Regions from separate parts of the Homo sapiens genome. Here region 1 is linked to region 2. The links are chromatin loops, found by intact Hi-C in ENCODE. Cell type or tissue: heart left ventricle. All regions are shown on one strand. Each heading gives the region's core, and the rest is flanking DNA. Links, peaks and the distances in the headings are about the cores only.

Region 1 (5,380 bases), core at 117-5,116, 790 kb before region 2:
TTACACTCCACAGAAAGGGAGATAGACCCTAACTAGAGGGTCTATATGAGGTGGTGGAGTAAAGCAGGCTATAGAATCTACAGGGTTTAGGGAATGATGGGTAGGACCAACTGTGGTCAAGGAAGTCCTTACTGATAAAGTGGCATTGCAATGTAGACTTTAAGGAAGTAGGGAAATGAACAGTGGCCATATCTGTAGACAGTCTCAGGCAGTTTGGGAGCATGGATGATGCATTCACAGAAAGGTAAGGTGGCCAGTGTGGCTGGAGCAGAGGGAGGATGGGGAAGAGTAGAAGAAAATGAGGCCATAGAGGTAGTGGAGGCTGAGAGATGGGCAGAGGGATTTTGGTTTATACTTTGAGTGAGACTGGCACCCTTATGGCTTTTGAGTATGATTCTAGTATCTGACTCTAGTCATATTGGAATTGGGTGAAGGTGGGAGGGGAGAGAAGGATGGAGGCTGGCATACCTGTTAGGATGCCATTGCAGTTATCCAGGTGAAAGATGATGATGCTTTTGACCACCATGGGAGTAGTGGGGGACATGAGAGGTGTTTGCTTATGGACATATTTCAAAGAAAAATCCAACAAAATTTGCCTATAGATTGAATGTAGAGTTTGAGCAAAAGAGAAATTAATCATTAATCACTCCAAGGATTTTAGTCTGCACTACTGGAAGAGTAGAAATATCATTTATTGATATGAGGAAGGATGCAAGAGGGGGCAGGTTTGGAGTTAGAGGTAGTAAAGATTCAGGCATTTGGCTTGCAACAGTAATGGTTTAGCAAGCATTTAGCAGGCTATTGAATGTGAGTCTGAAGTTCAGGGAAGTCTGGGACTTCATCCTGGTTTGAAGGACCAGGATGAGAGTGCATGGAGTTAGAGATGTGGTCCAAGACTAAGTCTTGGGTATTCCATGCCAGAGATATAAAGAGGACCCAGAAGGAGACTGGGAAGGAATGCCAATGAGTTAGCAGGAAATTCAGGGAAGGGAGAGTGGGGAGTGGGATATGGGGTCTAGGAAGTCAGGCAAGAAAACATTTCAGGATCTTTCAACTGTGTTAAACGCTGCTAATAGTTCAAAGAAGCTAAAAATTGAGAATTGACCGTGGATTTGGCAATGTGGTGATCATTGGTGACCTTGAAAAGAGCTATTTCTTCTGACCGGTGGGGAAGGAAACCTGACTGAAGTACATTTAAGAGAATGAGAGGAGAACAATTAGAGATAGTCAGTAAAAGCTCTTGCAAGGAGTTCTGGTATATAGAGGAGCAAGGAGGGGAAGGTTGTGGATTCAAAGGGAGTTTTTTTTTTTTTTTTTTTTTTTTAGATGGGAGAAATTATTGCTTTAAAATGTGATTGGGGGCCGGGTGTAGTGGTTCATGCCCGTAATCCTAGCACTTTGGGAGGCCAAGACGGGCGGATCATGAGGTCAGGAGATCGAGACCATCCTGGTTAACAGGGTGAAACCCTGTCTCTACTAAAAATACAAAAAATTAACTGGGCGTGGTGGCACGTGCCTGTAGTCCCAGCTACTCGGGAGGCTGAGGCAGGAGAATTGCTTGAACCTGGGAGGCGGAGGTTGCAGTGAGCTGAGATTGCACCACTGCACTCCAGCCTGGGTGACAGAGCAAAACTCCATCTCAAAAAAAAAAAAAAAAAAAAAAATGGTGATTGGGGCCAGGTGTGGTGGCACACGCCTGTAATCCCAGCACTTTGGGAGGCTGAGGCGGGCAGATCACTTGAGGCCAGGAATTCAAAACCAGCCTGGCCAACATGGCAAAACCCCGTCTGTACTAAAAATACAAAAATTAGCGGAGAGTGATGGCACACACCTGTAATCCAGGCTACTCAGAAGGCTGAGGCAAGAAAATCCCTTGAACCTGGGAGGTGAAGGTTGCAGTGAGCCAAAGATCATGCCACTGCACTCCAGCCAGGGTGATGGGAGTGAAACCTTATCTAAAATAAAAAAAAATGTGATTGGAATAATACATCAGAGCAGAAAAATGTTGATACAGTAGAGAGAAGATCATTGCAAGAGTGACTTCCTTGAGTAGATGAGCAGGAAGGGGACCCAGTGCTCAGTGGGAAGGGGCTGGCTCTTGGCACAGAGAGTTCATTCCGAAGGACAGCAAGAGTTCAGGTAGAACTCATGCAGGGGAGGCTTATAGAATTTCAGGGGAAGATGTGGAAATGCTCCTCTGGTAGCATCTATTTTCATTGTGAAAATGAAGCATCATCGCGTGAGAATGTTGGTTTTCAACAAGAATGTTTTAGCAACTATTTAGTAGGCTGTTGAATGTGAGAGTCTGGAGTTCAGGGAAGTCTGGCCTGGAGCTGGTAATTGAGGAGACATCAGCAAGCAGATAGTTTTGAAGCCACGGACCCAGATGACAATGCATGGATTTAGAAAAGAAGTGGTCCAAATCTGAGCCTTGGGTAATCCATGCCAGAGAGATAAAGAGGACCTAGACACGAGAAGGAGATTTTGGAAGTGAAAGAGACAAGAGGAGGTGTGAAAGAGGAGAACAGGAGAGTGAAGGGGCTAGGGAAGGGTAGTAAGGAGGGTAGGAGGATGGCTGCTCTCTTGAGGCTGGGATCTAGTCATACATTTCAAGTAAGCCAGTCAGCATGGGTGTGTATTTTCTCCAACTATATTCAGCCACTCAAGCTCAGTGTAGTCCAGTGGAGAGCTGGATTTAAACTGGGTTGAGGAAAGAGGAGTAAGTAGCTGCAGAAGAATAATGAAGAGGATGGAGCATGATCTTTCAGTCCAGTGCAGTGGGGCTGGGGAATCGTTGGCACTGGAGGAAGAGTTGGAGGTGAGAGAAGGAAAGTGGGATTCAGGCAACTGAGATTATGGAGGGGGTGCAGCCATTGCTAATAATGATATCTAGGATATAATAAGGGAATGCATGACTGAGGTAGGGTGCAGGACAAGATTATTAGAAGAGAGAATGTCCAAGAACTCAGAGGCCAGGTGAATGGAAGAGTCTCTATGTAGCTATGGAAATCACTAGAATTATGAAAGGGGTGGTATCGGATTGAAATAGTGAGTACTGCTAGAATACTTGATGAAGTGATGGGGCTCACTAGATGACTGCAATGAGAAGGGGTGGGTTTGGAGGAAGGAAAGTGATCTGGAAGTAGCAGTGAGAGTCAAGAACACCTGCACCACCTCCCAGGCTCTGGTGTGTGAAGGGTGCACCCAAGAAGATATAGACCACTAGAGGGCGCTGTGCTCAGGCCAGCGTGTAGGTCTCAGTCCCCTGATTTTCATGGGGTTACAATGAAATGGACTCACCTGAAGAGCTTTCAAAATAAAACGTATGCCCGGCCCCTCCCAGACCACTTACATCAGCATCTCTGGACATGTATGTGAGCTCCTGTTTCTTCATGTTCTGGCCACCATTTGTATTACTAGATGTTTTAAATTTTGTCCACCTTAGGGGTGTACAATAGTGTCTCCTGGTTGTGTTAATTTGTATTTTCCCATGTTCTAATGAGGATGCATACCTTTCCATGTGTTTGAGCTATTTCTGTTTCCTTTTCTGTTATCCATCTGTTGATCTCCTTTGCTCATTTCCCCGCATTGGGGTTGTTAGTCATTTTAAAATTGATTTGTAGGAAATCTTTATATATTTTGTATATTAACACTTTTGTGATTATACAAGTTGCAGATACCTTCTCCCAGTCTGCGGCTTGTCTTTTTTTTTTTTTTTTAATTCAGCAGAGAAGTTTAGGTTTACTATCAATACTTAATATATAAATTAGCATTTTTTTTTTTGAGACAGAGTCTCGCTCTGTTGCCCAGGCTTGAGTGCAGTGGCACGATCTCAGCTCACAGCAACCTCCGCCTCCTGGGTTCAAGTGATTCTCGTGCCTCAGGCTCCTGAGTAGCTGGGACTACAGGCGCCAGCCACCACATCCAGCTAATTTTTGTATTTTTAGTAGAGACAGGGTTTCACCATGTTGCCCAGGCTGGTTTTGAACTCCTGACCTCAGGTGATCTGCCTGCCTCAGCCTCCCAAAGTGCTGAGATTACAAGTGTGAGCCACTGCGCCCAGCCAAAATTATCAATCTTATCTCTGTCGTATGTGTATCTTATGATATTGATAATTGTCACAAAACTTACTTTAAAGCTGTTGGTAGACACTAATATTTATTTATTTATTTATTTATTATCTGGAGAAAGACAACATTTTTTAACAAGTAAAAGTCATCAAAATAATGTTTTGCCTGTGTCTGTATTGGGACAGTGTATTGGGTGGCCTCAGATTATGTTTATAATACTTAACCCAGTGTGACACTATTTTTTAAAAATTAAGACATATATACATATCTATATATAGTGAAGAATTCAAATAGGACAAAAAGCATAAAATGGTGAAGAGGCCGGGCGGGGTGGCTCAATCCTGTAATTCCAGCACTTTGGGAGGCTGAGGTGGGCGGATTGTTTGAGCCCAGGAATTCCAGACCAGCCTGAGCGACATGGCAAAACCCTGTCTCTGCAAAAAAATATAAAAATTAGCCATGCATGGTGGTGGATGCCTGTGGTCTCAGATCCTTGGGAGGCTGAGGTGGGAGAATCGCCTGAGTGGGGAAAGTCAAGGCTGCAGTGAGCTGTGATCACGCCACTGCACTCCACCCTGGGCAACAGAGCGAGACCCTGTCTCAAAAAAAAAAAAAAAAAGGCCAATAATCTATTTCTCTTAGTTCTTCTGCTCAAAGGTGAACATTTCTTATGTATCTTTTGAGAAAAAAAGATTCATATGCCTCTATCAACATATGTATGTAGACCCTTGTATTAAGTTTCCTGTGGCTACCATGACAAATCACCACAGACTGTGTGGCTTAAAACAACAAAAATTCATTCTCTCAGAGTTCTGGAGGCTAGAAGTTCAAAATCAAGCTGTTCATAGGGTGATGCTCTCTCCAGCCTCTGGTGGCTCCAGACATCCCTTGCATTGTGACTGCAATACCCCAGTCTCTGCCTCTGTTTGCAAATGCTCTGCTTCTCTGTATCTCTCTTCTCTGTGTGTCTTATGAGGACACAGGGTGTCTTCTAAGGCAGCATAGTATGATGCTTAAGTGCATAGGCACTGGGGCCAAACTGCCTGGGTTCGAATCCCACCCCCACCACTGACCAGCAGTGCAAGCTGGAACGATTACCCAGCTGCGCTAAGTGGAGATGACGTGACAGTACTTATCTCACAGCACCTTAATGAGTTAATACTTGGAAAGTAGTCACAGCAATGCCTGGCAAGAAGATAACCTGTGTAAATGGCTAGATTTTATACAATTGATGTCATACTCTTCTTACAGTTCTGCACCTTAATTTTCTTTCTTTCTTTTCTTTCTTTCTTTCTCTCTTTCTTTCTTTC
Region 2 (5,380 bases), core at 79-5,078:
TCTCTCTCTAGGTGTACATAGTTTTCTGAGGGCTTGCACTTGTGCCTAATTTAGGCCCCAGCTCTCATTCATTATGCAATACTGCCTCTGATGAAACAAGACAGTTACTGCTAGCCCTATCTCACAAAGGAAGGAACAGGGGTGGGTAGCAGGCCCAAAGTCCCAGGGGAGGGAGACTGCTGTGGCACCAGCAGCCCAGACCCGCCCAACCCCAGGGCTCCTAACCAGGCTGCTCTGCAGTCGGCCAACACCAGGTGCTGACCCTAGACACTATTCCTAAATACAGTGCAAATCATGGCTCCTGGGGGTATGGTCTTTGAGCCTCAGTCTTCTCATCTGTAAAACGGAGCATTGGATTAAGAATCCCTTTTCTAACATAAAAGGCTCCAAATAATCTATCAATAATACCAAGTAGAATTTATTGAGCTCCACAGACTCAGGGTATTATGAGAGATTTAAGCAAACAGAAGAACTTTTCACCCTGCCATCTGAGAACCTACAGTGTGCCAAGGACTACAGAGACAGAACCACACCACTTCAGGAAGAGTAAAGCAGCAACGGCATGAGGCAGGAACCATTTCTGCCCTACAGTGGGTAACACAATGACAGATCACAATCAAAGTAGCTGTGGCAGTGGGCTGGAGTTTACATAAATATGGGGTGACCTAAGGCTAACTTACCTATTACAACTTCAAAAAACAGGTTTTAATTGTATAGGATGAGTAATGGGAGAAGATAACTTTGATGTCTTTTAAACCATCAAATATCGAAAAAGAGATATAAAAATGATGGGCTTTTAAATTTTTTATTAAATCCATTCCCAAACTATTCCTGAAACTATAAATATAACAAACTGAAATTTTACTTCTGCTAGATCTAGAGAAATGTAGACTCTCAACAAGCATTAGGCAACACAGTGCTTTTGGACACTTGGGGGCTCTTTCCCAGGGGTGGGTGGGGAGCAGGCAGGAAGTGACCATGGATGGCAAGGCTTCAGAGGCACCTGCAGCTGCAGCTGCCACAGTAAGAGCAGGGACAGGAGGGCCAAGAACAAAAGAAACCCTTCAGACAATGACCACTGTATCTGTACCTTTGGGGGCTTGATTTCTGCAAATCAAGGGTTCCATGTTCTCAGCTCAAATCACTGGTCATGCCAAGTTGAATAACTCCATAGAAGAAAAGGGGAAAAATCCCCAAACAATCATTTGCAGTTCCAGCCCACAAGAGAGAAGCAATTTTAAAACTGAGTCCATTTCCAACAAATCTGAATACTGGTTAGCATCATGATTCACAATGGAAGTATGTCTCCATCTTAAACTTCTATGAGAAGATGAGGTTTTCTAGAAAGACTAAATGTACTTCAAATGTTTCTCCCTTAATTAGAAATTAGTTTTTTCTACCAAAAAAGTCACTACAATACAAAATTGAAACAAAAGGCAAAAATATCACCTATCACCACATCTTCTTGCCACTTCTGTAGAATATCAATGCTCTCTTTGTATTCTTTCTCCATGTGTATGTTTTTTTTACATACTATAATCTCAGTAGATACAATAATTTTTATAGAAAAAATGCCCACATTTGGTAAATATTCCAAAATCATATACCCCTTTATACAAAAGAAACCAAGCACCATCTATGACCCAAACTCTGCACCAGGCCACTGTCCTCACCAAGCTTAAACTAGGATTTAGATATGAATCCCAAGTGTTTTCCATGGCTTGGCAAGATGTGGGCGATGCAGGAGCGTGTGAGGCCTCCCCATGGCCGGGTCATGCCGAAGGTCCACGTGGGAACCTGGCAACAGCTCTTCAGTCTCTCCTCTTCCAGCGACACCTGGACCATCTTTGGTTGTGTAGTCAGCCACATGACAACTATTTTGCTTTAAGAATCCCAAATTCTTATTACAGGATAAATATATTAATCAAATGTTGATCCTAGCAGAGGGATCTTTGACAGAAAGTTAGCCAGCTATCTGAGCACTTTAGTAATAAGAAATTCATGCCACTCACTCATGTACAATTTCACCTACTTTTAGATAACCACTAACTGTTACAAAGCTAGGGATTCTCATTACTTTCATTGTCCTGATTCTGCCTTCGGTTGACAAGCAATATAATTACCAAGAACACACCAACTTATGGTGGCTGGAGGCTATGCCCTCCCCCTCCAGCTCTGACCCTGCTCCACACCTCCCACAGCCCAGATAATGGCCTAGGACAGGGGTGGCCAATCTTTTGGCTTCCCTGAGCCACAGCAGAAGAAGAATTGTCTTGGGCCACACATAAAATACACTAACAATAGCTGATGAGCTGTAAAAAAACAAAACAAAACAAAACAAAAAACAGAAAAAATGAAAGAAAGCAGGCCGCGGGTTGGACAAGCTTGGCCCAGGGGTTCCCTGATACCACGGTGCCTCCATACTTCCCCCACCTCTCCCTGGGTAAGTGACCCTGAGCTGGGCCAATCATTTCTCCCTCTCGAAACCTGGAAGAAAACACAGATTGGCAGCCAGCTACGTGGGTGCCCCTGAGGCTAACAGGTCATACAGATCTGGGGGTTGGCATGACTGCATATAGTAACAAGCAAGCTGGGTGAGCTGGTGTGCAGAATAAAGAGACCGAGAGGAAAAAAAAATTACATGGCCTCAAAGAGAGATCCAGAGAGACAGCCTTGGTTCCTGACAACTTCCTAGTTCCCAGCCTTTACCCTTATCTTGCTGTTTAAAAGCCTCCTTTTGATTAAGCTAGTTTGAGTCATTTTTTTGTTTCTTGCAACTAAGCAATCATTGGCTGAGACAGGCTCACATGCATCTGCTTCCTGAGCGTTCCCAGAGCACCGCCTACAGGTAGGGGGCTAAGAAGCTGAAAACAACTTCCTCTCACAAGGAGCTGAAACCTGATTAAACAGGCGAGAAGGGAACATAATCAGGGAAAACAAACAGGTTGGTGATACTCAATCAGTTATGGCTTAATGGAAAGGGGAGTGAGATGAACAATCAAGATTCCAGTCCATTCTACCACTGACTGTATGACCTTGCCTGTATGACCTTGAGTGGACCCCTTTCCCCTAAAGCCTCTATTTCTTCTTCTGCAAAACAAGGAACCTGGATACATGACAGTCCCCACTTGCTTTTAGGATTCCTTGAAAGCACTGGGCTCAATAGCTTTTACATATCCAGTAACACTAGTTTTAGGAGCAGTGTGGGTTGTAGAAAATCTTGACTGCCTGAAGTTTACTTCTTTAGTCAGGAGACAGTACAACACAAGCACCACCCTGAAGGCTGATGGTGCCACATTTGTGGTTCTGAGTGACGGAGCTGGGGGGACTGGAGATCTCAGAGTTCACCACCTTGAGCAGCATGTCCAAGAGAACTTTCTGGGATAAGGGAATGTTCTAGAGCTCTGCTCTCAATATGGTAGCCACTCTCACAATATTGCTGAATGTTCTTGAGCTCTGCTTACAATACGGTAGCCACATGTGGCTCTTGAAATGAGGCTAATGTGAGGGGCTACATTTTTATTACATTTAAGTATAATTAGTTTGTATTTAATTTTAAATAGTGATATGTGGCTGTTGGTTACTGTACAGGATAGCACAGATGCGAGGTTGAGATAAATAACCCGAAGACACAGTAAGACGCTCTCCATCGGGGCATACACAAAGCCATAAAACATCAGGCACAGAGAGGCTGACTACGCCTGAGGGGTAAAGAGAAGAAATGGTGACATCCAAGTGGCCTGAGAGGATGAGGAGAAGTCTGTCGCTGTTAATGCACTGTGGGTTTGGTGAGGAGGGGAGAAAACGAGCAGGAGTGTCCTGGGCAAAAGGAAATGATCTATGCAAAGTCATGGCTGCCTGAAGAAACAAAAGCTACCAGGGAATGCTAGAACATTCCACACAGGCAGAATCACTACCTTCCTGCCTCTGGTGGCTGCACGTGACCAGCCAGGTAACTCGGTTTCAGATAATGAGACACAAATGGAAGTACACTAGGGATTTCCGCGACAGTTTTGCTCTCCAGATATAGAGGGGTCACCCTTTCCTCCTTGATATCTCCTGTTTTGTTCTGCTTGGAACTGGAGGGGAAGCCAAAGGCGAAGGAATCCAAGCAGAGGAAGCAGAAGAACAGAAGCAGCCAAGCTCGAGGGTGTCACCACTGAGCCCCAGGGCCAGCTCTGCTCTCTCATCATCCAGACCTCTCGTCAGGCGAGAACAATCCCTCACTGGTACATCCGCGTATTGGCAGGCAGACACAATCTCTAAATGATGTGAATTTTGGTACCTGGAGGTGAAAGCCTGGAAAATGTGAAAACGGCAGGACAGAGAAACCTGGGCCATGGGAGGTAAGGAGGGCCATACCTGCCACCCACAAGTGAATGGAAACTCGGTGACTTTTCGTACTACAAGAACATCTGGTCTAACTGTATGCAGCCTGCTGTACACTGGGACCTGCACCAGGGGCTGAGCCTTCGGTGTTAGGGAAACAGAAGAAAACTATCAGAATGTGGTCCATATGGGTTTCTCTGACGGAGAATGAAGAACTGAAACTTCTCTGGCAAGCAGTGCCAGGCAGAAACACCACTTTGTCCGGAAAGGTATCCCCACTGACGGCCTCCAATCTACAACCTGCAATCTGAATCCTTGCCAGGCTGAAGAAACCAACAGCTTCTGTTTTGTCTCCCAACCCTCCCATACTGCCTTGTCTGCAAGAGAAAGGCTGGTACCAGTAAGAAGAAGGAAAGCCGTCCCCTGGCAACTGTTTGAGGAAGATGCTGCTGCAAAATAAAATCCTAAAAACCACACCAGCTGTGTACATCCATAACTTATCACCAGAACTGCTGTTCATCGAACATTCTCCAGCAAAAACACCTGAACAGGAAACAAACCATAATAACTTCAACTTTCTGTGAAAAACCCATCATTCTTTCAAGTATAAAATTCATAGTTTGGTACTAGAAATCATTTTCAGAATTATATAAGACCATAATTACCACGTTCCTACTTTGGTAAATAATGTTTAAAATCTTGGCCGGGAGCGTGGCTCACACCTGTAATCCCAGCACTTTGGGAGGCCGAGGCGGGCAGATCACAAAGTCAAGAGATAGAGACCATCCTGGTTAACATGGTGAAACCCCATCTTTACTAAAAATACAAAAATTAGCTGGGCGTGGTGGTGCGCACCTGTAATCCCAGCTACTCGGGAGGCTGAGGCAGGAGAATCGCTTGAACCCAGGAGGCGGAGGTTGCAGTGAGCCAAGATTGCACCACTGCACTCCAGCCCGGCGACAGAGCGAGACTCCATCGGGGTAAAAGAAAAAAAAAATCTTGTTAGTACTCATGCTGCAAATATTTTCATTTATATAGAAGTGATATAACA

The links. A loop is a pair of places that touch in the nucleus more often than their neighbours do. Peaks named below come from ENCODE experiments on the same cell type or tissue, not always from the same donor. Only the 100,000 strongest peaks of a DNase experiment are listed, where the experiment ranks them.
Region 1: a loop joins it to region 2, with 2.8 times the contacts of the local background. A loop is called at or near these places in 24 of 110 quality-filtered maps.

The regions. Positions count from the first base shown.
Region 1 is chr4:38,858,875-38,864,254 of GRCh38, reverse strand. It overlaps a transcript of TLR6 not described here. Among named protein-coding and RNA genes, the nearest start is that of TLR6, 4.7 kb to the right of the region's middle. In heart left ventricle, for the core only: a CTCF peak has its summit at 3,228 (motif pointing right); no DNase peak of the experiment used is centred there.
Region 2 is chr4:38,066,824-38,072,203 of GRCh38, reverse strand. The region is part of intron 14 of TBC1D1 (TBC1 domain family member 1); the gene reads right to left. Among named protein-coding and RNA genes, the nearest start is that of PTTG2, 110 kb to the right of the region's middle. RefSeq lists enhancers at 2,512-2,651, 3,715-4,214, 4,215-4,716. In heart left ventricle, for the core only: CTCF peaks have their summits at 82 and 2,859; a DNase peak (open chromatin) is centred at 185; H3K27ac peaks cover 329 bases.